2 separate regions of the Homo sapiens genome follow, and region 2 is linked to region 1. A link is a loop called in an ENCODE intact Hi-C map of the cell type or tissue named here. Cell type or tissue: MCF 10A. All regions are shown on one strand. Each heading gives the region's core, and the rest is flanking DNA. Links, peaks and the distances in the headings are about the cores only. Region 1 holds the start of GLOD5 (glyoxalase domain containing 5). Region 2 holds the start of SLC35A2 (solute carrier family 35 member A2).

What was found. A loop is a pair of places that touch in the nucleus more often than their neighbours do. Peaks named below come from ENCODE experiments on the same cell type or tissue, not always from the same donor. Only the 100,000 strongest peaks of a DNase experiment are listed, where the experiment ranks them.
Region 2: a loop joins it to region 1, with 8 times the contacts of the local background. A loop is called at or near these places in 7 of 110 quality-filtered maps.

Annotation. Positions count from the first base shown.
Region 1 is chrX:48,752,830-48,765,817 of GRCh38, forward strand. It overlaps GLOD5 (glyoxalase domain containing 5), which reads left to right and starts at 8,918. Exons shown (of 4, transcript NM_001080489.3): 1 at 8,918-9,024. The coding sequence starts at 8,962. RefSeq lists a cis regulatory region at 8,670-9,412, an enhancer at 12,196-12,490 and a silencer at 12,196-12,490. In MCF 10A, for the core only: a CTCF peak has its summit at 9,166; a DNase peak (open chromatin) is centred at 9,162.
Region 2 is chrX:48,906,138-48,917,178 of GRCh38, forward strand. SLC35A2 (solute carrier family 35 member A2) reads right to left here and starts at 5,509. Exons shown (of 5, transcript NM_005660.3): 1 at 5,409-5,509; 2 at 3,677-3,859; 3 at 255-406. The coding sequence starts at 5,499. PIM2 (Pim-2 proto-oncogene, serine/threonine kinase) reads right to left here. Exons shown (of 6, transcript NM_006875.4): 4 at 8,883-9,255; 5 at 8,258-8,434; 6 at 7,045-8,157. The coding sequence ends at 7,994. RefSeq lists a silencer at 4,703-4,752 and enhancers at 5,113-5,162, 6,403-6,452, 8,143-8,192. In MCF 10A, for the core only: no CTCF peak of the experiment used is centred there; DNase peaks (open chromatin) are centred at 5,564 and 5,864.

The DNA of each region.
Region 1 (12,988 bases), core at 4,989-12,988:
GACTCACTCCAGGTCACTTAGCTAGATTCGTTATCATGATCACAAACTAGGTGTCCCCTCTTCCAGCTCCTGGCCTGATGCCACCTTGATCAGCCAGCTCACTGCTTTGAATTTTAGGAAGAGTCTCAGGCCTCCTCATCCAGAGGGTGCTTTACTTTATAAAGCAGTTTTAACCTGAGAACTTCACCTCATCCTCAAAATGTCCTGGTGAGGGAAGCAGGAAGCCAGTGATCCCCATTTAACAGATTAAAAAAAAAAAAAAAGCAACTGAGTACAATCAGTTCTGAAGAGCAGTGAAAAGCCCAAGGTCCCAGGCACTGCAGACCTTCCCAGCAATAGATTCCAGATGTTTCTCTTCCTCCGGTATCCTCAATGTCCATGAAAAGAGGCAGGCTGTGGGTCTTCCACATTGATGAAAAGTGAAGCCCACATTCTAGAACCCATGTGTCATGTGCACTGCTTAGGTGATATTCAAACTTTCCCCCCTTTCGTCAGTGACTCCTGAATGTGCACCTCCAGCATCATTCCTTCCCCAATGTGTGTGACCCCAGGGGCACCCTCTCCTCATTCTGTGTGACAGCACAGCTGTCCACCCCATAGTCTGTCTGACCCCAGGAGTGTCCACTTACCAGTCTGTATGACATGAGTGTTCACACTCTTGTGATGACAGAGGTGTCCCCACCGCAGGGTGTGTGACTCTAGGAGTGTCCAAACCCCTATCTGTGTGACTACAGTTGTGTCCACATGCCAGTATGTGTGGCCCCAGGAGTGCCTACCTCCAAAGTTGTGTGACACCAGCAGTATACAGCCAGTCTGTGTGACCCCAGGAAGGTCTACAACTCAGTGTGTGTGAGTGTTCAAACCCCCATGTGAGTGACCCACGGGAGTGCTGACCCCCCATGTGTAGTACCCCATGACAGTCTGCTGCCCTTCCTATGTGATCCCAGGAAGCACACTGCCCAGGGTGTGTTACTCCATTTACAAGACCCCAGCGATGTTCACACCTGATCTGTGTGAGCCCAGGATAATTCACATTCCAGTCTGTGTAACCCGAGGGCCGCCCCACACTGCAGCTGCTGTGACCTCAGCAGTATCTACTCCCAAATCTGCATACCGAGGAGTGTCCATGACTATCCTGGGTGACCACGGCAGCATCCACAACTCAGTCTGTGACCCCAGGGGTGCCAATTCATCATTTTTTTTTGGACCACAGGAATATCCACTTCCCTAAAACTGAGATTGCAGGAATGTTCCTAACACAGCCTACGTGACCACAGGACTGTCCCCCCCTTAGTCACTGTGGCCCCAGGAGTGTCCACACCCCAGTCTGTGTAACACTAGGAGTACCTGGTCCACAATGTGTGATTTCAGGGGTGCCTGCCGCCCAGTGTGTTTAATATTAGGAGTGTCCCAAACCCCCTGTGTGACCCTGGAAGTGTCCACTCTCCAGTATGGGTGGCCCTTGGAGTGTTCACACCTCTGTCTATATGACCCCAAGTCTGTCCACAGTCCAGTCTGAGTGACTCTAGCGATGTCGAAACCCCCATCTTTGTGACCGGCCAGCACTCTAGGTGACCTCACAATTGCCCACACCTCAGGCTGTATGAGCCCAGGAGTGGCCACATTCCAGTCCGAGAGGCCCCAAGAGGCTCTACATTCCAATCTGTGTGAACCCAGGGACGTGCACACCCCAGACTATCTGACCTTTAGGATGTCCACATCCTCGTGTATGTGACCCTAAGAATGTCCACTAGCCAGTCTGGATGACTCAGGAGTGTCTGCTTCCCGGTCTACGTGGGAAATGTCCACATACAAATCTATGTGACCCTGGGAATGTCCACACTCCAATCATTGGGACCCCAAGACTGCCCACCCCTCAGTTTGTTTGACAACAAGAGTGTTGACACCCTAGTCAATCTGACCCCAGAAGTGCCTGCATCCCCCTCTGTGTGACCCCGAAAGTGTGCATTCTCCAGTGTGTGTGATTCCTGGAGTGTCCGCTCTGCAGTGTGTGTGAGACTCCTGGAATGTCTGGAACCCCATCTGAGTAACCCACAGCTGTCCACATGCCAGTGTGTGCTGCCTCAGGTGGCATTCACACTTCTATCTGTGTGACCCCAGGAGTGCTCACACCCCACTCTGTGACTCCAGGATTATCCACACCCCTGTCTTTATGACTGCAAGGTTGTCTACACAACAGTCGTGTGATCGATCCCAGGAGTATACACACAACAATTGCACAACAGCAGGTTCCAAGACAGTACTAAGTTCCTCACCACCGCCACTCCTGCACACCCTCTGTGGTGCGACCTGTGAGGGGCTGTTCATGCCTCAATTCAATGGATCATTTTGTCCCAAGCTCCCTCCAACACCATTAAGTGGTCTCTTCTATTCCTATTGCCCCTCTGTCTCTCCAGTGGACCATTCAATTTCCATCCCCCACTTCCCAACCACATGTACACACACAGGTGCCCACCTGCATACACATATATGTGCATGCACATCCCCAAATAGACCATCCCAGCATCAGACCCTGCACAGCTTGTAGGGAGCAAAGATCAAGGAAGCCAACCCCCTGCTGCAGGCCCCACCCCATAGAGAGTAGTGGGGAGGAAATCAGGAAATGCATTCCTGATGAGAGTAAAACCTTCTAGGACCTTGTGAAGCATCTACAGAAATCAATATTGGACACTCTCCCCACTACCCCCAGCTCCATGTGGGCAGGGACATTTGTCTGCCTTATTTTCTGTTGTCTGGCCAGCACTTAGAACAGTGCTGGGCACACAGTACACACACATTAGGTGTTTGTTGAATGAATGAAACTTGATCCAGCAATTCCACTTCTTTTTTTTTTTTTTAGTTTTTTTTAGTTTTTTTTAGTTTTTGCCCTGTTGTCCAGGCTGGAGTACAATGGTGCGATCTCAGCTCGCTGCAACCACCACCTCCTAGGTTCAAGCAATTCTCTTGCCTCAGCCTCCTGAGTAGCTGGGATTACAGGTGCCTGCCACCACACCCGGCTTATTTTTGTATTTTCAGTAGAGACGAGGTTTCACCATGTTGGCCAGGCTGGTCTTGAACTCTTGACCTCAGGTGATACGCCTGCCTCAGCCTCCCAAAGTGCTGGAATCACAGGCATGAGCCACTGCGCCTGACCTGAGCAATTCCACTTCTAACTCTAACACTCACACATGTGCACAAAGCTGTGTGCACAAGGCTGGTGGGAGCAGATCAGAAAAACCTTGTAAATGTCCATTTATAAAGAATGACTGTTGCAGAGTGAAATGAATGATGGAGGTTCATGTCGCTCCACAGAGCACTTGCTGGACATGATACAGAATGAAGGGGACCTGCTGCATTTCTGGAGGGATTGCAGAGGACTTCAAGGAAGCAGGGATGGTGATTCCTACCACATCCCCATTCAACTCTCCTATTTGGCCTATGCAGAAGACAGATGGATCTTGCAGAATGACAGTGGATTAGCCAGGTGATGACTTAAGCTTAACGTAAGCTTAACTAGGTGGTAATTCCAACTGCAGCGGCTGTACCAGAGGTGGTTGCATTGCTTGAGCAAATTAACACATCCCTTGGTACCTGGTGTGCAGTTATTTGATCTGGCAAAGGCCTTTTTTCTCCATCCCTGTCCATAAGGCTACCAGAAGCACTTTGAACTGGCAAGGCCAGCTGTACTCTGTCACCATCCTGCCTCAGTGGTATATCAATCAACTCTCCAGCCCTATGTCACAATTTAGTCCACAAGGACTTTGATTGCCTTTCCCTTCCACAGGTATCACAGTGGCCCATGACATTGATGATATTATGCTGAGTAGACATAGTGAGCAAGAAGTAGCAACTACTCTAGACTTATTGGTGAGAAATTTCTGTGTCAGAGGGTAGGAAATAAATTCAACAAAAATTCAGGGATCTTCTACCTCAGTGAAATTTCTAGGAGTCCAGTGGTGTGAGGTCTGTCAACATATTCTTTTTTTTTTTTTTTTTTTTTTTGAGATGGAGTCTCGCTCTGTCACCCAGGCTGGAGTGCAATGATGCAATCTCGGCTCACTGCAAACTCCACCTCCCTGTTCAAGCGATTCTCCTGCCTCAGCCTCCTGAGTAGCTGGGATTACAGGCACACGCCACCATGCCCAGCTAATTTTTGTATTTTTAGTAGAGATGGGGTTTCACCACGTTGGTCAGGTTGGTCTCAAACTCCTGACCTCATGATCCGTCCGCCTCAGCCTCCCAAAGTGCTGGGATTACAGGCGTGAGCCACTGCACCCAGCCAATATATTCCTTCTAAGATGAAGGATAAGTAGTTGCATCTGGCCCCTCCTACAATCAAAAAAGAGGCACAATGCCTGGCACACCTATTTGGATTTTGGAAGCAACACATTCCTCATTTGGGTATGTTACACATGCCCGTTTACCAAATGACCTGAAAAGCTGCAAGTTTTGTGTGGGGCCCAGAACAGGAGAAGGCTCTGCAACATGTCCAGGCTGCTGTGCAAGCTACTTTGCCACTTGGGCCATAGGACCCAGGAGATCCAGTGGTGCTTGAAGTGACAGTGGCAGATAGGGATACTGTTTGGAGCTCTTGGCAGGCCGCTATAAGTTAGTCATAGCCTAGCCCTCTAGGATTTTGTTTTATTTTATTTTTTGAGACAGGGTCTTGCTCTGTCACCCAGGCTGGAGTGCAGTGGCACAACACAGCTCACTGCAGCCTTGACCTTTCAGGCTCAGGTGATCCTCCCACTTCAGCCTCCCTAGTAGCTGGGACTGACTGCAGGTGTGCACCACCACATCTGGCTAACTTTTGTATTTTTTGTAGAGATAGGGTTTCCCAATGTTCCCGAGGCTGGTCTCGAACTCTTGGGCTCAGGCAATCCACACGTCTCAGCCCCCCAAATGAAATTTGGTGAGCCTCCTTTAGGATTTTGGAGCAAAGCCCTGCTATTCTCTGCAGATAACTACCCTCCTTTTGAGAAACAGCTCTTGGCTGGGTGTGGTGGATCACTCCTTTAATCCCAGCACTTTGGGAGGTTGAGGCCAACACATCTCTCTCTTGAGCACAGGAGTTCGAGACCACCCTGGGCAACATGGCAAAAATCCATCTCTACAAAAAAATACAAAAATTATTAATAGCTGGGTGGGGTGGTGCATGCCTGTAGTCCCACCTACTCAGGAAGCTGAGGTGGGAAGATCGCTTGAGCCCAGGAGGTCGAGGCTGTAGTGAGCTGTAATTGTGCCACTGCAGTGCAGCCTGGGTGACAAAGTGAGACCCTGTCTCAAAAAAAAAAAAAAAAAAGAGAGAGAGAGAGAAACAGCTCTTGGTCTGCTACTGGGTCTTAGTAGAAACTAAATACTTGACCATGGGCCACCAAGTTACATCATTCCTGCCCATCATGAACTGGGTGTTACCTGACTAACCAAGAGTCGGTGTGCCCAGCAGTGCTCCATCGTCGAATGGAAATGGGAAATATGTGATGGGGCCTAAGCAGGCCCTGAAGACACAAGTAAGTTACATGAGGAAGAGGCCTAAATGCCCATGGTCCCCACTCCTTCTACCTTGCCTCCTTTCTCCCAGCCTGCAACTGTGGCCTCATGGGGAGTTCCCTACAATTAGTTGACAGAGGAAGAGAAGACTTGGGCCTGGTTTACAGATGATTCTGCATGTTATGCAGGCACACTCTGAAAGTGGACAGCTGAAGCACTATGGCCCCTTTCTGAGACACCTCTGAAGGACAGTGGAAAAGGACAGTTAATAAGGGGTGGACTTGTGATGGTAAATTTTGTGTCAACTTGATAGGGACCCAGGGTGCCCTGTTGAATATTATTTCTGGGTGGATCTGTGAGGGTGTTTCCAGATGAGGTTAGCATATGAATTGTTGGACTGAGTAAGGCAGATGGCTCTGCCCATTGTAAATGGGCATCACCCAATCCACTGAAGGTTGGAATAGAACAAAAAAGACGGAGGAAGGTGGAATTTGCTCTCTGCGTGACTGCTTGAGGTAGAACACCAGTCCTTTGCCCTTGGCTGGTACTTACACCATCAGCCCTTTTTTTGTTTTGTTTTGTTTTGTTTTTTAGAGACAGAGTCTTGCTCTGTCACCCAGGCTGAAGTGCAGTGGCACAATCTCGGCTCACTGCAACCTCCACCTCCCAGGTTCAAGCGATTCTCCTGCCTCAGCCTCCTGAGTAGCTGAGATTACAGGTGTGCGCCACCACGCCCAGATAATTTTTGTATTTTTAGTAGGGATGGGGTTTTGCCATGTTAGCCAGGCTGGTCTTGAATTCCTGACCTCAAGTGATCCAACCACCTTGGCCTCCCAAAACGCTGGGATTACAGGCGTGAGACACCATGCCCAGCCAACACCATCAGCCCTTTGGTTCTCAGAACAACACCACTGGCTCTCCTGGGTCTCCAGCTTGCTGATGGCATATTGTGGAACTTCTCAGCTTCCAAAATCACAGGAGCCAATCCTTGTAATATATTACATATTGGTTCTGTTTCTCCTACTGGTTCTGTTTCTCTGGAGAACTCTAATACACCCAGCAATTCCACTTCTAATTCTAGTACTCAGACATGTGCACAGAGCTGTGGGAACAAGGCTGGTAGGAACAAACAACCAGGAAAATCTTGTAAATGTTCACTGATACCCAAGGACTATTGCAGAGTGAAACGAATAATGAGGGTTCATGTTACAGCACAGAGTGCCCACTGGACGTGACACAGAATGGATGGGACTTGTGTGTACCTGCAAGGGTGGGGGTTATCTTCTACAGGATGTGCTATAGGCAGGGAAAAGCAAGGGGGAGTCAGTTACAGTGACCTAGTGCATGTGTGTAGTGTGCGCACACACACACTATGGAAACACAGGGAACTGTATCTGGAAGGAAACACCAGAATCTGACCCCAGTGGTCATTCTGGGGGAATGGGGATAGAGATGATTGCTAGAGTCCATGTACTGATGTGTTGTTCAAATCTTTTTTTTTTTTTTTTTTTTCGAGAGAAAGAGTCTCCTTCTGTCATCCAGGCTGGAGTACAGTGGCACGATCTCAGCCCACTGCAACCTCTGCCACCAATTCAAGTGATTCTTGTGCCTCAGCCTCCCGAGTAGCTGGGATTACAGCTGCGTGCCACCATGCCCGGCTAATTTTTGTATTTTTAGTAGAGATGGGGGTTTCACCATATTGGCCAGGCTGGTCTTGAACTCCTGATCTCAATTGATCCACCCGCCTTAGCCTCCCAAAGTGCTGGAATTACAGGTGTGAGCCACCACCCTCAGCCTGTTTTTCAAATCTTTTATACAAACCTGTATTCACATATTATTTGTGTAACTCTTTTTAAAGGAAAATCATATGCTTAAAAACAATATCTGGCCGGGCACGGTGGCTCACGCCTGTAATCCCAACACTTCAGGAGGCCAAAGCAGGCCAATTGTAGGCAACATAGCAAGACCTCATCCCTACTAAAAATACAAAAATTAGCCAGGCGTGGTGACACACACCTGTAGTCCCAGCTACCCAGGAGGCTGAGGCAGGAGGATCCCTTGAGCCCAGGAGTTTGAGGCTGCACTGAGCCATCATGGCGCCAGTGGGCTCCAGCATGGGTGACAAAGTGAGACACTGTCTCAAAAAAAAACAAAAACAAAACAATATCCACAACACAAAGTGTTTGTGTTGGGGGTAACTAGAAACAAAAATCTCAAACTCACATGCTCCAGGGGCCAGACAAGTAACCTGTAAGGGAGATGGGGGAGTTCTGCTCAGGGTAAAGTGAACAGCAACTGGGCTGATGAATGTTCTCTGACTCTCAGCAGCGGAAGGTGAGGGTGAGTGAAGGGTGAGTGGGGAGGAGGAGGAAGACTGCAAATCTCATCCCCCAAAACTCATCCCCCAAAATAATTCAGGAACATCACACCCTGGGGCTCAGAACTTTTTTTTTTTTAAACAGAGTCTCACTCTGTCACCCAGGCTGGAGTGCAATGGCGCGATCTCGGCTCACTGCAACCTCCGCCTCCCGGGTTCAAACTATTCTCCTGCCTCAGGCTCCTGAATAGCTGGGACTACAGGTGCACACCACCATGCCTGGGTAATTTTTGTATTTTTAGTAGAGATGGAGCTTTACCATGTTGGCCAGGCTGGTCTCGAACTCCCAGCCTCAAGTAATCCGTCCACCTTGGCCTCCCAAAGTGCTGGGATTACAGGCGTGAGCCACCGTGCTTGACCAAGGGGCTCAGAACTCTTAAGAGTTCAGGGATCTTGGCTTGGAAACAGACACCTAATGGGTCAGAGCAGTCATACTCTAACTCAGATAGCTCACAACTTCATACCCCTGACACACACTCTCAAACAGCTCACAGATCTCACACTTTGGAGACATACCCCTAAGTAGACCAGAGGCATCACACGCTAGAATAAAGATCCCCTTAATACTTGGTGGTTTTTCAGTATTATTATTATTGAGATGGAGTCTTGCTCTGTCACCCAGGCTGAAATGCAATGGCGCCATCTCGGCTCACTGCAACCTCCGCCTCCCGGATTCACGCGATTCTCCTGCCTCAGCCTCCCAAGTAGCTGGGATTACAGGCGCCCGCCACCATGCCTGGCTAATGTTTTGTATTTTTAGTAAAGATAGGGTTTTGCCATGTTGTCCAGGCTGGTCTCGAAATCCTGATCTCAGGTGATCCACGTGCCTTGTCCTCCCAAAGTGCTGGGATTACAGGCATGAACCACCGCACCCAGCCTTCAGTGTTAACAAGAAGTAATCCCTTACACACATCCACTTTAAGCTTTCAATTTTGAGGCCCTGAATTTAATGTTAAAGTCCTTCCATTTGCACTACCTACCTGTGTCACCTCCCACAGTCCTCAGCCTGTGCCCTCCCATTCCTGCCCCTTGATCTCCAGGCGCTGAGCCAGAGGATTGTCGGGAGGACCCTGGGCAAAGACGCCTACCCTGCCATGCTGCGCCATCTGCCCTCCAGGCTGCCAGTCAAGATGTGGGGCAGGACTTTGGAGAAACAGGTGAACAAGATGGCCCCTGGGGATCTGGGGCAAGGGTGTTGGCACTGAAACTGGTCTAGTAACCTGTTTCCCTTCTCTGCGGGCTCCCATTTCCTGTCCTCCTCTCTCCCTTTCTCTTTCAGAGACAAGCAGAGGGCAGCAGAGGCCCATGGAAAGGCCCGGCTCTAAGCCATGGAGGGCCCTGTGCTCAGGTGTGCAGGGCTGGGCCGGGGCTGAGGGCTGGCTCCTCCCCCAGTTTAGCCAGGGACAGGTGGAGAGATACAAAGGTGGCTCACGCAGGGTGCCCCCAAAGCTGTCATGATTAAGGCCATGTGGAGAGAGGCTAGGAAACACAGCGCTGACCTTGAGCTTTAGGAGAGGAATTCAGAGGCCCCTGGCAACCTGAAGGGGACCTTGAAGAGGACCCTGTAGGAAGACAGAACACTTCCCTGTAGAGGAGGCCAAAGGAGGAAGGACATGGTGTTCCGGGCACTCTGACTATAGGGATTTTATATGCTGTGGTGAGAAATAAAATGGATTATATTTTTGTAGAGTGTGTAAAACGGGGCTTGGCACACAGTAAGCCTTGTGTGATTACTATGTCTTTTTTTTTTTTTTTTTTTGAGACCGAGGTTTGCTCTTGTCGCCCAGGGTGGAGTGCAGTGGTGCAATCTCAGGTCACTGCAACCTCTGCCTCCCAGGTTCAAGCGATTCTCCTGCCTCAGCCTCCCGAGTAGGGGATTACAGGTGCACGTCACCATGCCCAGCTAATTTTTGTATTTTTAATAGAGACAGGATTTCACCATGTAGGCCAGGCTGGTCTCAAACTCCTGACCTCATGTAATCCACCCACCTTGGCCTCCCAAAGTGCTAGGATTACAGACGTGAGCCACTGCACCCAGTCCTTTGTGTGATGACTATGTCTTGATCATCATTTTATAAAGCAGGCTTTGTAACTTCACCTCCAAGAGTCTGCAGGATCCAGACCCTGCCTTGCCCTCCCACTTATCTCTCACTCACTCTTGGGTTCTGAGCTACGCTGGCCTTCCTGTTATTGAAGACAGCCATCCCTGCTCGTCCTTGAATTTGCAAGGATGGAGCTCCGAGTCTGCAAAGCAGGATCTGGGGAGTGAATCTAAGCTGGCAGGGAAGAATAGAATAATGGGAGGAATAGGTGGAGTTTATTTCTAACAGACTATCAAAATGATGCAGATGTGGCCAAAGCAGTGCTTAGAGGAAATCTATAGTTCTAAATGCACAGATCAGAAAAGTAGAAAAGTTGAAAATCAATGACCTGAGCTTCCCTATCAAGAAACTGGGAAAAGAATGGCAAGTGGAACCTAAGAAAGTAGAAGGAAGGAAATTATAACAGCAGAAACTGGTGAAATAGAAAGCAAAGATACAATAAAGCCAACAATGTTAAAAGTTGATTCTTTGAACAGATTAATAAAATACTAGCAATGTCTATTTTCTCTCGAGAAATTAAGAAAATATATGGATTGCCAATATCAGGAATATAAACAGGGTATTGTGACAGATTCTACAGATGTTAGAAGGTTAATAAGGGCTGGGTGCAGTGGCTCATGCCTGTAACCCCAACACTCTGGGAGGCTGAGGAGGGAGGATTGCTTGAGCCCAGGAATTCAAGACCAGCCTGGGAAACATAGTGAGCCCTCACCTCTACAAAAAAAAAGAAAAAAGAAAACAAAAAATAGTTGGGCATGGTGGCACACACCTGTAATCCCAGCTACTAGGGAGGCTGAAGTAGGAGGATTGCTTGAGTCCAGGAGGTTGAGGCTGCAGTGAGCTGTGATCATGCCACCATGCTCCAGGCTGGGCAACAAAGCAAGACCCTGTCTCAAAAAGGGAATTAAAAAAGAAAGTTAATAAAATTTATTTCAACATATGACTTTATTTTCAATGGAGCCAAAATGTCGGTCATTTTCTCTTTCTGCAGTTCCTATGTCCATGTGGATCTTTTGTATCCACCGGGAGAGCAAAACTCAGCAACTTTGCTAATGCCTCCTCCACTCAGGAAAATAGAATGGTACAGGATTTTTTTTAGCTGGAGCTCAGTGAAATCAATTGTTTAAAATGGGCTGGTTTCAATGGAACTAAACGCAGTGGAATAGAAAATAATAAAATAGCAAAGGGTAGAACAGAATAGAATGGAATCCAATGGAATCGAATCGAACAGAATAGAAACTAGTCAGACTTTGTGCCAAGCACTGTCCCTAGTTGTTGCAGTAGATATTTATTTATTGAACAAATATGATTGAACTAGTTGTTTGGGAAAGAGTGGGGAACAAAACAGACAGAAGTCCCTGCTCTTATGAAGCTTACATTCTAGTCAGGGAGACAGGCATTACCATCTGCAAAGGCCCATAAATGAAAGGTACAAGGGTGGTCCTTATGAGGAACAGGCTAAAGGACAGTGTAGATTGGAGTTCAAGAGCAATGGATGAGGCTGTAGAGATAGGGTGTCATTGTAACTGGAGTCTAGATTTTAACAAGATGACCACACATCATCATCATCATCAATCGTTTTATAGCACTTGATATGTATTAGGCATTGTTCTATGCCCTTAAAAACAGTACTTTTTTAAAACTCTCACAATAATCCTACATGTATAAAATCATGCTCATTTTATAGAAGGGGAAACCAAGGCACAGATAAATTAGATAAATTATTTAAACGTCAATCTGGTTCCAGAATCTTCTTTTTTTTTTTTTTTTTTAGATACAGTCTTGCTCTGTCACCCAGGAGTCCGGTTGAGTGATCATAGCTCATTGCAACCTCCGCCTCCCAGGCTCAAGTGATCCTCCCACCCCAGGCCCCCAAGTAACCAGAACTACACGTGAGCGCCCCACAACCTAATTTTCATATTTTTTTGTAGATACAGGGTCTCACTGTGTTGCCTAGGCTGATCTCAAACTCCTAGGTTCAAGGGATCTGTCTGCCTCAGCCTTCCAAAGTGCTGAGATTACAGGTGCCACCACTAGAATCTATTCTTTTAAGCATTATACTCCATTGCCTATAGTGCCAGACCACAGGTGCTTTATAATCCTGTAGCATAGATACTATAAATATTCAAATTACTAAATAATTCAAGTCAAGAGAAAGATCTGATGGGAAGTGTGCTGAGGGCGGGAAAGTGGAAGGTTGGGGAGTGGTCCTCCCTCTGGGTGTCAAGGTGGATCTGTAAACACGCACGCCCAGAAACCTTCATTTCTTCTGAGATGCCCCCTTCTTGTCTTGTTCTCTGTGACTGAAGCTGCAGAATGGGAAAGGAGGGGGCTGGGTAAAATTGGCCAATTCACAGGACTGGGCCTCCTCTGTGTCTTGTCACTTCTTGGAAAAGAGATGAATTCTATTTAGGGAAAAACAGGGGAGGGCATTGTCTTGGTCTCCACTCCCCTAATCTTCACTTCTGGAAGAGGAGAAAGGGAACAAGAAGGCTGGGTGCAGTGGCTCACCCCTGTAATCCCAGCACTCTGGGAGGCCGAGGTAGGCAGATCACTTGAGGTCAGGAGTTTGAGTTTAAGACCAGCCTGACCAACATAGTGAAACCCCGTCTCTACTAAAAATACAAAAATTAGCTGGGCGTGGTGACACACACCTGTAGTACCAGCTACTCAGGGGGCTGAAGCAGGAGAATCGCTTGAAGCTGGGAGGCGGAGGTTGCAGTGAGGTGAGATTGTGCCACTGCACTCCAGCCTGGGCAACAGAGTGAGACTCTGTCTCAAAAAAAAAAAAAAAAAAAAAAAAAGAAAAGGAAACAAGGAAACAGTGGAAAGTGGTCATGGTAGACATGTGGGCTCTCATGAATCCACACATGGGCAGTAAGACTCTACCAGTAAGTATTCTCTCAGGCCTTTCCCCTTGAAGGGGGGTGAGGAGGAAGTAGTGTAATTGGGGAGGTAGGGGGAGGTGAGGAGAAGAAAACACAGGCGTTGACAAGTGGCAATGTGGTCTCTTCTGACT
Region 2 (11,041 bases), core at 2,172-10,171, 150 kb after region 1:
AGCTTATCTGTCACCAATCAAGGGCTCTTCACAGGTATTATTTCTTTTAAGTATCCTAGCATCTCAGTGAACAGGCATTACTATTTCCACCCCCAATTTTCACAGACGAGAAAAGGGAGGTTGAAGGAGTTCCAAGGACATTCTGAAGGTGACATAGCCCCTGTCCTCTGCAACACCCCCCCACCACGCTATTCCCATACTCCAGTCCCCAACCCAGTTAGTTCCTCTGGGGCCATGCTGGGCTTGGGGCTCACCTGGAAAGTGGCAGCTGGTAGGTTAGAGATGGCAACATACTGGAGGTTATTCTGCAAGGTGTAGATGAGAGAGGGCACTGCGAGCTTGAGCGTGTCCACATACTGCACCAGGACAGCCTCATGGAGGAAGAGAACCAGGTGCTTCACGTTACCTAGGTGGGAGGAGGAGAGCCCTTCTTAGCACTGACAGCCATACATGGGGAACCCCTGAAGGCTGGGAACAGGCCTTGCTCCTGTGACTCCCCCATCCACCCTGCTGTCCAATCCCTGGAGGCTGGAATGAAGTATGTGATCTTGGTTTTCCCTAGAGTACAACCATGTTTCCAGCAAGCTTTTCTGAGACTCAGTTTAATGGCAGCAAAAGAATCAGCCATCCGTGTCTGCTAATCACAGAGCATGTCACTCATGTTAGAGCCTACCTCCCTGGCAGAGAGCCCCATTCAGGGAAAGCACTCAATACTCAATATATTTGTGTACAATGAAATAACCAGCATTAGGCCAGGTGCCGTGGCTCACGCCTGTAATCCCAGCACTTTGGGAGGCCAAGGCAGGTGGCTCATGAGGTTAGGAGTTCAAGACCAGCTGGGCCAACAACACTGAAACCCTATCTCTACTAAAAATACAAAAATTAGCCAGGTGTGGTGGCAAGCGACTGTAATCCCAGCTACTTGGGAGGCTGAGGCAGGAGAATTGCTTGAACCTGGGAGGTGGAGGTTGCAGTGAGCTGAGACCATGCCATTGCACTCCAGCCTGGGCAACAGAGTGAGACTCCATCTCAAAAAAAAAAAAAAAGAAAGAAAGAAATAACCATCATTAACTTGGAGCTTATGAAATAGAAGCCCTAGGAGCTGGGGTGGAGGGCTGTCTCCCACACAGAAGAGTTTAGTCTAGACTTTTTTTTTTTTTGGCACAGTGGCGCGATCTCGGCTCACTGCAAGCTCCACCTCCCAGGTTCAAGCCATTCTCCTGCCTCAGCCTCCCAAGTAGCTTGGACTACAGGCGCGTGCCACCACTCCCAGCTAATTTTTTGTATCTTTAGTAGAGATGGGGCTTCACCGTGTTAGCCACGATGGTCTTGATCTCCTGACCTCGTGATCCGCCTACCTCGGCCTCCCAAAGTTCTGGGATTACAGGTGTAAGCCACCACACCAGGCATAGTCTAGACTTTTAGACTTATCCTAGCTCCTCACTGACCCATGTGCCGTCTGAGGGCAGGGGCCATCTCCCCCTTGTTGCATCTTTCTGTCAGCCCTAGACACAGAGTTGCCTCTGCCACATGGATGAATGCAGGCTTGACCATTAAGCAGAAGTCCGCTTGGGACCTGCTCCAGTGAAAACATGATAATCGGGCTGGGCGCAGTGGCTCACGCCTGTAATCCCAACACTTTGGGAGGTTAAGGTGGGTGGATCACCTGAGGTCAGGAGTTCGAGACCAGGCTGGCCAACGTGGTGAAACCCCGTCTCTACTAAAAATACAAAAATTAGCCGGGTGTGGTGGCAGGCGCCTATAATCCCAGCTACTCAGGAGGCTGAGGCAGGAGAATCTTTTGAACCCGGGAGGCGGAGGTTGCAGTGAGCCAAGATCGTGCCATTGCACTCCAGCTCAGACAACAAGGGCAAAACTCCATTTCAAAACAAACAAACAAAAAACATGAGAATCATTTCCTATGTAACAAGGCCTTTGCAAAGCTCGCCCCACTTTTTGGCAGTTCATCTTTTTTTTTGGCGGGGCGGGGTGGGTGGGTGAGGAGTCTTGCTCTGTCGCCCAGGCTGGAGTGCAGTGGTGTGATCTTGGCTCACTGCAACCTCTGCCTCCCGGGTTCAAGCAATTCTCCTGCCTCAGCCTCCCTAGTAGCTGGGATTACAGGCACCTGCCACCGCGCCTGGATAATTTTTGTATTTTTAGTAGAGACGGGGTTTCACCATCTTGGCCAGGCTGGTCTCTAACTCCTGACCTTGTGATCCACCTGCCTCTCGGCCTCCCAAAGTGCTGGGATTACAGACGTGAGCAACCACGCCCAGCCAGCAGTTCATCTTTTAAGTCACAGCTGGGTGTCACTCCACAGGCAAAACTTCTTCAAACACTGAACAAGGTTGTCCCAGGAACTCCTACTGATGTTCATTCACCAAACCCTGTGCACTCCTGGTCTCCAAACTCGAATTCAGGGGAAAAAAATTCCGGGCAGGGGAGAGAGGGGTGCTGAAATTGTGGCTAAGAGATGAAGGCCTGTGATTAAGTCTGTGGCTATCTGTTATTTCCATCTTCCATCAGCAATGAGGACAAGCTGCTCCTCTGCATTGCTAACCCATCTACCCCCACGGCCTGAGGCAGTGTTCACACCTACACTGTTCACAGAGTTAACAAAGGTAAGAGCAGGTCTCTTGTTAACCTGGAGTTAACAGGTGGGTGAGAATATTCTCTTCAATGTAAACAAAGGGCAAAGGTGCATAATTCATCTCCATCCCTTTACTTATGCAAGACCTTTTTAGAGAAACAATTGGGCAACACTTCAAAGTAGAAGGCCTTCAGGGAGATGTTGAAATTAGCAGATAAACCCAACTTCCAATTTACAAGAGATGTAGAAGACAGAATACTTGTTAAATTTTTGAGAATATTTGCCTTAGGGAGGCAGTCAGCAAAATCCAGACTACCCAAAGTCTACAAAACAAATGACCTGTTTTCTCCAACAAATTAATTGCAAAGACCAAAAAACCCCTAGAGATTAACAGATTTAGAAGATACCAAACAAGGCCAGCCTGGTGGCTCACGCCTGTAATCCCAGCACTTTGGGAGGCTGAGGTGGGCGGATCACGAGGTCAGGAGTTCGAGACCATCCTGGCTAACATGGTGAAACCCCTTCTCTACTAAAAATACAAAAAAATTAGCTGGGCGTGGTGGCACGTGCCTGTAATCCCAGCTACATTTATTCAAGATAATTCAGGGGAATTTACTTCCATACAATATTACTTCGTGTGGGATTTACTTAAAAATAATAAGAGGATAAGGACGTAGGTAGACATATAGATTGGCAGTGAGTGAACAATCACTGATGTTGTTTAAAGCGGCCATGAGTTGCTAATTGCTGACTCTGGGGGATGGGTACATGGATATTTTACTATTTGATTATTCTCTCTGATTTTGCATGTATTCGGAATTCTCCATAATATGAAGCTAAATCACATGTGAGAGATCCCTGCTACTTTATAAGCATTGGCAATCTCACTCCTACAGCCCACACAGGCCGGCTACCCGGCTGTTAGGGCTAGAAAAGTGTAAGATGCCGCTACGCATAGCTGGAGTGGCGCTCCAGGCAGGTTGAGATTTGGAGACACTCCTGAAGCAAACCATCTGTGTGAACACACACACATACATGTGGAGTCTCACCCACCGACCCCAGTGCAGCCCCATCCCTGGTTCGTACCCCTCTTCTGTGCGAAGAGCAGCAGCAGGCAGGTGAGACCTTTGAGCACTTCCGCCATGACCACAGCAGTGGTGGCAAAGAAGCGGTCCCCTGGCAACGTGCGGGCGTAGCGGATGCTGAGGATGAGGGAGGCATTCTGGACCACCAGCACAGCTAGGGATATGTACTTCAGGCGCCTGTGAGCTGTGGGGAACGGAAGGGGCAAGGGGGAAGGACGGGGTCAGAAGCCGCTGGGGCATAGCCACACCACCACCCACCCCCTTTCTTTCTCACCCAGGACCCTCCTAGCCATGGCTACTTGCTCCCTCAGCCTGCCTGCCCTCACCCAATAAGGGTCTGACTCCTACCGGCTTACTGCCTCAGCCATGAGCAGGAAGAGCCAGAAGGGAGAAATGGGCCCCACCCTGTCCCAGTCCATACCTGGAATCCTTACTGAGGTGTCAGGTAATGGCTGAGGCAAACCCTGGCCACGCGCCTCGGCTTCCTCCCAAGTGAGAAGCAACTCTTCCCCAGAAAGAATACCGACAACTACATTCTCCACGTTTATTGAGTGTTTACTGTATGCCTATCACTGGGTTAAGGGATTTCTATGGATTACCTCAATAGACTCATATCACTGTCATCTCCAAAAGAACTGCGAGGATTCCCATTTATGGATTAGCAAACTGAGAATTTATATGAAATGATGCTCCTGTTTAATGAGGGACTGTCTCATGTAAAGAATAACACATCAATGCAGGGAATGAGGCCACTGTATGAGGTATGTTCACCCCCTAAGAACGGTCTTTCTCCTATCTAAGAAATGATTCGATTCCCTCACACTGAGAATGGCCTACATCCCATATGGAATGATCCTCCTCATACCCAGAATGGTCTCTCCAACCCCTCACTCCTGTGACAACTGGTTCCTCTCGAACCAGAATAGTCTACTAAATACAAGAAATGATTCCCACATGCTCCCAGGGACTGAATCCTGTATCAGGAATGGTTATCCCACCAAGAAAGGTCTGGCTCCCTCAACCAGATGAGGAAATACTTCCCTGCACTCCACATGGTCTGCCCTCCCACCACCGCACACGGACCCTCTAGCTAATGAATTTTTCCTTGCTCTACCCACACTCACAATGAGCTCTCTCTGCTATAAGGAAGGACCCGGCACTCTCAGAACGTTCTTTCTCCACCATATAACGATGAGCCCTCCCACCCGAATGTACAATGAACTCTACCTCCATTAGGAGGGAGCCCCCAGAACGGTCTCCTCCGCACATAATGAAAGACACCCCCATCCTCAAAATGGACCCTCTCTAGTCACATAAAGAAGGACTCGCCCCACCCTAACTCACAATAGTCTCTGTCCCTTTATAAGGAAGGAACCACCACCCTCAGAATAGTCTCCCCCTTCTTCAGTGAGGAACTCCCACACCCGCAGAATGGTCTCTTCCACACGGAAGGACTCCACATATTCAGAATGGTTTCGGTGGCCTTAGCCTTCCCAAAAAGAATTACCCACCACACTCACAATGGTCTCTACTCTCCATATGCGGAAGGATCCCACAATCACTCTCAGAATGTTCTCTTCCCCGCCCCCAACACACTGACAATGTGCACACACACACACACACACACGTCGGTCCACACGGGATGCTCCCTCTCACTTTAGTGAGGAACATTCCCGACTCCCAGCGATCCCGACCTCCGCCTCCCATGCGACTGCTCGGGCAGACTGTCTCACCCGCACTGGCGGTCCCCGGCTCCAATGCACCCGCGGAAACCGCCCCTGGCCCGGGCGCCGCGGTGGAACCACCAGCCCCAACCGCTGCCATGTTGGCATCTGCCCGGCCCGTCCCCTCGGCAACAGAAAAACCACTTCCGCGTTCGTCACTTCCGCTGCCGGGCCACCTGAGTGAAGGTGGAGCGAGAGCCGGGATCGTCAGGGTGGTGGCTTTTCTCCTCCGCTCCTAAAAGCTCAATGTATGAATAGCCCCGGGATTTCCAAATTCCGTCGGATCGGGAGGCCGGGGACACGGCCCGATCGGCCTACCCACCATCCCTACAGAGCTTCATCGGCCCATTCCTGTCACTAGACCCGCCTTATCCTGCCGTTCGTCCGCTTCACTGATCGCGCTTTCCAGATCATCCCCCGATCTTGTCTCCTAGACTCATTGGTTCAGCCACCCCTTTCATCTCGGCTCTTTATTGGCAGCTTCTCCATAAGGCGCCGCCCTTTCCGTATCAGAAACTACCAGGTGCTTCATGGTTGGACTGAAATTCCGCTTTCCCGTCTTCCAGAGAGGCCTCGCCCCCTGGAGAGCACACGGGAATCTGGGGACGAAGAAACTTTGACCTGGCGGGGTCGGGGTGAGGGCGTACTGGCATCAGGTGCGAGTCAGGAATGTTAAGCTAGCAGATAAAAGCAGAGCAGGTGAGGATAAACAAGTGAAAATGCAAAGGAAAGTTGACGCACATAAGGGAAGACAAGTGAGTCACCACTGAGGATGGCAAAGGGGACAGGCGAAAGGCTCACAGGTTAGCTAGCATTTGGAAGCAGGGCAAGAGTCCGGGCCAGAGGCGGTGGCTCACGCCTGTAATCCCAGCACTTTGGGAGGCTGAGCCGGGCGATCACCTGAGCTCAGGAGTTCCAGCCTGGGCAAAACGACAAAACCCCGTCTCAAATAAAAAAAAAAAATTACCCGGGCTTAGTGGTATGCACCTGTACCCAGCTACTCTGGAGGCTGAGGCAGGAGAACCGCTGGAACCCGGAAGGCGGAGTTTATACTGAACCGAGACAAATAAGCAGGGCAAGAGAGGGAACAACTCAGGTCGGAACAAGTGAAACCAACATGGAATAGGGTAGGCCAGGTAAGTCAAGTGTTGAAGGAGAAATTAGAGGGATGGGTATGTAAGGGTAAAGATGGGGGAAGAGGCTAAAGATAAAGAGCAAAACAGGTGACTACACCCTGGACAGATTCCAGTCAGCGCCCAACCCCAGCCCCGCCCTGGCCAGTACCCTGACAGGGCTTTTCTTCTGCAACAGGGGAAAGGGCTTCTTCATTCCCCTGGGGTGCCAGGGAAGGTAGTTTTTCTGCTTCTGAGATAGCCATCTTGATTGGGGATGTGCCCTAAACACCTTCAATATGCACAGTATCTCCAACAGAGAACCCTTCTGCACATACTGGGCACTGCATAAGATCAGGGGCAGGGGAATCAAGATTTTTTTGTGTGTGTGTGGTGCAGCTTCAAGAATCCTTAAAGCTCTTTAGGATGGCAACATAAGACTGTGGCTTCCTGAGGACAAAGCAGAGGGACAGTCTGTCTCAGTGCACAGTAGATGCTCCATAAAAGCCTCACACCTACAAATGGCCAGCCGCTTCTGATTCTATTACTTTTATTAAATAGTGGGTTTCCACACATGGCTTTTTAAATAATCCAGGCAGGAGAAGAGAGGAGGGCACACTTGGAACTCCCCTCCCCACAATACGTGATTATTTACATTTTAGTAATTGGACAATCCCGGCTCAGGAGGAGGTTGCAAGAATCTGCAAAAGTTGGAGGGAGCGCCCCAGGAGAACAAACAGCAAGCCTTATTTCCCCTAGCCCATCCCCCAAAAAACCATCCATCCCATCCTAGTGTCTGGTGGTGTCCGGTGGTGTCCATCTTCCATTCCTTCCCAAATTATGGAAGTAAGGTTCTTCTCACCAGAATAAGAGCACTTGGGATAACAGAGTAGGGTCCCCTCACCCAAAAAAAAAAAAAAAAAAAAGAAGCCTTGGGGTAACAACAGGGCATTACCTCCCCCAGAATAAAGAATCCTGGGCTGAGGCAGGTAAGCAGCTTGACCCAATATGGGACCCTAGGCTAGGGGAAAGGGTCCCTTTACTAAAATAAAAGCTACTGGGGTATTGGAAGGAAAGCACCCTTGCCCAAGTAAGAGCATATGAACTAAGTTTGTGTGGTGGTAGTAGGAGGTGCCAATGTGGGGTGACACATCATCAGAATAAGAGTCCCGGGGCTCAGAATGGGAACAACTTCACCAAAATAAACTTCCTTAGCAAAATGAGAAGCAAGAAGTTCCCCCTCCAGAATCAGGGACCACAGGTTCTGGGAGGAAGGCTCCTTTGTAGGATTGGGAAGGGAACTGGGCAGACTTGGTTTATGTCTTCTAACCCCTGATCCTCAATCCCTTACCTTAGTAATACTGGACTTTAATGACTGGTAATGACCTGTAAAACCAAGTCAACAAATGTCCATCTATCCCTGTGACATGGCCATGGGATGGCTCTTCTGACCATTGGGGGCCAGGCCAGGCCAGGCCAGGCTTAGGGTAGCAAGGACCAGGCCAAAGGGGCAGGGCCTCCTTTGGAGGGGTTGAGGGGTACATCCTCGGCTGGTGTTTGCATCCAGGGGTCCAGCAGGATCTCTTCCAGTGAGGGTCGGGAAGAAGGTTTGGGGGCCAGGCACCGGCGGATTAGGGCACAGCAGTCTGTAGGCCAAGAAGCAGAGAGGGAAGATTAGCAGTCAGTAGGGGGTACTGGTCCCTGAGAAGGATGGAGTCTTCTGGGCTGGGGTCAGTGAGGCCTCACCTGGGGAGACATGGGCTGGGAAGTGGAGCTCAGCTTCCAGAATCTCCTGGTCCCTCTCAAAGGGAATGTCCCCACACACCATGTCATAGAGGAGGATGCCCAGTGACCAGACAGTGGCCGGGAGTGCATGGTACTGGTGTCGAGAGATCCACTCTGGGGGGCTGTACACCCTTGTCCCTGCACACAAGCCAGGGGTTAGACCAACTCAATCTCATGATGCCCTTCTCCAACCCCAAACTCTCCAGGAAGGATGGCCTCACCACAATTAAGAGCACTCAAGATAAAAGCAGAGTCCCCTCACTAGATAAAAAGCAGCTAAAATAACAGAGTCCCCTCAACAGAATAAAAGCACTGAAAAGTAACAGGATCCCCTTACCAGAGAAAGAATACTCAGGATGGTAACAGGATCCCCTCACCAGAATAGGAGCCCAGAATAAGGTTAGCACACCATTAAAAGATGGACTTTATCAGAGGGCAAGGCTGAGAATCCCCAGTATTAGCAATCGATCATCTTATATAATGCAGTATGGGTCAAGGATTACAGGACACCCCACCACTGGAGGCCAAAGGTCACAAGGCCATCAAGTAAAAACAATCCCTCCAGGGAGATTTAGAGAAGCCTTACCATCAAAGTCAGTGTAGGGTTCATCATGAAGCAGGGCACCAGAACCAAAATCAATGAGTTTGGCACAGCCACGGCGTAGGTCTATCAGGATGTTCTCATCCTTGATGTCACGATGGACAACTCCACGGGAATGGCAGTGCTGGATGGCTGCCACTACTTGGCCAAAGAAGCAGCGGCTTGGGCCTTCACCCAGTGGGCCCTTCTCTGTGATATAGTCAAAGAGATCCTGGGCGGGCAAAGGCCGCTCGAGGACCAGCATGAAGCCCTCCTGTGTCTCAAACCAGTCAAGCAGGCGGATCACGCCAGGGTGCCCACCACCTGCACCCACTTTCCATAGCAGTGCGACTTCGAGTGGGCATGTGACTGAGTCTGACTGGGGGCACAGGTGGGGTGGGAAGCAGGGAGAGAAAAAAGACAGATGTCAGGGCAACAGCTCTGAGGCTTTTTACCTAAGCTCAACTCAGGGCCCCTTTTCCTGACAGTGTGTCGCTAAGCAACTCACTTCCCTTCCTGGGCCTCACTTTCCCTAAAGACACAAACTCACACAGCGATTGAGAGGGTGAAACCAGCAAAGAGCCTGCACAAATCTCGCATGTCGTAGATCAATAAACATTTGAATAAACGAAAGAAGTTCGGCCAGGCACAGTGGCTCATCCCTGCAATCCCAGCACTTTGGGAGGCTGATGTGGGTGGATTGCTTGAGCCCAAGAGTTCAAGATCAGCCTGGGCAAAATGGCACAAACACAAAAATTAGCCAGGCTTGGTGGCATGCACCTGTAGTCCCAGCTACTTGGGAGGCTCAGGTGGGAGGGTCGCTTGAGCCAAGAAGGCAGAGGTTGCAGTGAAGATCACACCACTGCACTCCAGCTGTCTCAAAACAAACAAGCAAAAATACAAAGAAAAATCTGGTTATCAACTGAAGGCTTTCAGCAGAAGCAGCACCACCATTATGTGTTTTGTTTTGTTCCCTGACATATCCCAGATTAGAATAGTACCTTACACAGGTGATCAATAAATGTTAAACAGATGACAGCACTTAATAGCATGGGCTCTGACAAGCAGTTAGCACTCAATAAACACTTATTGTGTAATGGTTTGTTTTGTTCACGGACGTATATGAAGCACTAGAACAGTGGCTGCTAACAGAGTAGGGCTGAATAAATATTTGTTAAACAGGTGAAAACAATTAGTAAAAAAGGACCTAGCACAAAATGAGCTCTCAATACTTATGTAATACTTTGCTGAGTGTCTAGAATTATGTCTGTCATATAGTAGGTGGTCAATATACCTAATTTGTTAAACAGCTGAGTGATTTATTACAAAGGACCTAGCACAAAAGGACTTAGTGTTATCATGTGTTTTGTCAGCATCACCAAGCACCTAGAACCAGCCAATAAAAAGCCTAAATGTGGCCCTGCGCAGTGGCTCACGCCTGTAATCCCAGCACTTTGGGAGGCCGAGACGGGCAGATCACCTGAGGTCGGGAGTTCGAGACCAGCCTGACCAACATGGAGAAACCCCGTCTCTACTAAAAATACAAAATTAGAGGCCGGGCGCGGTGGCTCACGCCTGTAATCCCAGCACTTTGGGAGGCCCAAGGCGGGCAGATCACTAGGTCAGGGGTTCGAGACCAGCCTGGCCAACATGGTGAAACACGGTCTCTACTAAAAACGTAAAACTTAGCCGGGCATGGCAGCGGGTGCCTGTAATTCCAGCTACTCAGGAGCCTGAGGCAGGAGAATCGCTTGAACCCAGGAGGTGGAGGCTGCAGTGAGCTGAGATCACGCCACTGCACTCCAGCCCAGGCAGCAGAGCGAAACTCCGTCTCAAGGAAAAAAAAAAGTCATAAATGCAGCCGGGCGTGGTGGCTCATGCCTGTAATCCCAGCACTTTGAGTGGCCGAGGCAGGCGGATCACCTGAGGTCAGCAGTTCAAAACCCGCCTGGCCAACATGGTGAAACCCTGTCTCTACTAAAAATACAAAAATTAGCCGGGCATGGTTGTGCGCTCCTGTAGTCCCAGCTACTTGGGAGGCTGAGGCAGGAGAATCACTTGAACCCAGGAGACGGAGGTTGCAGTGAGCCGAGATCGCGTCACCTCACTCCAGCCTGGGCAACAGAGGGAGACTGTGTCTCCAAAAAAAAAAAAGTATAAACGCT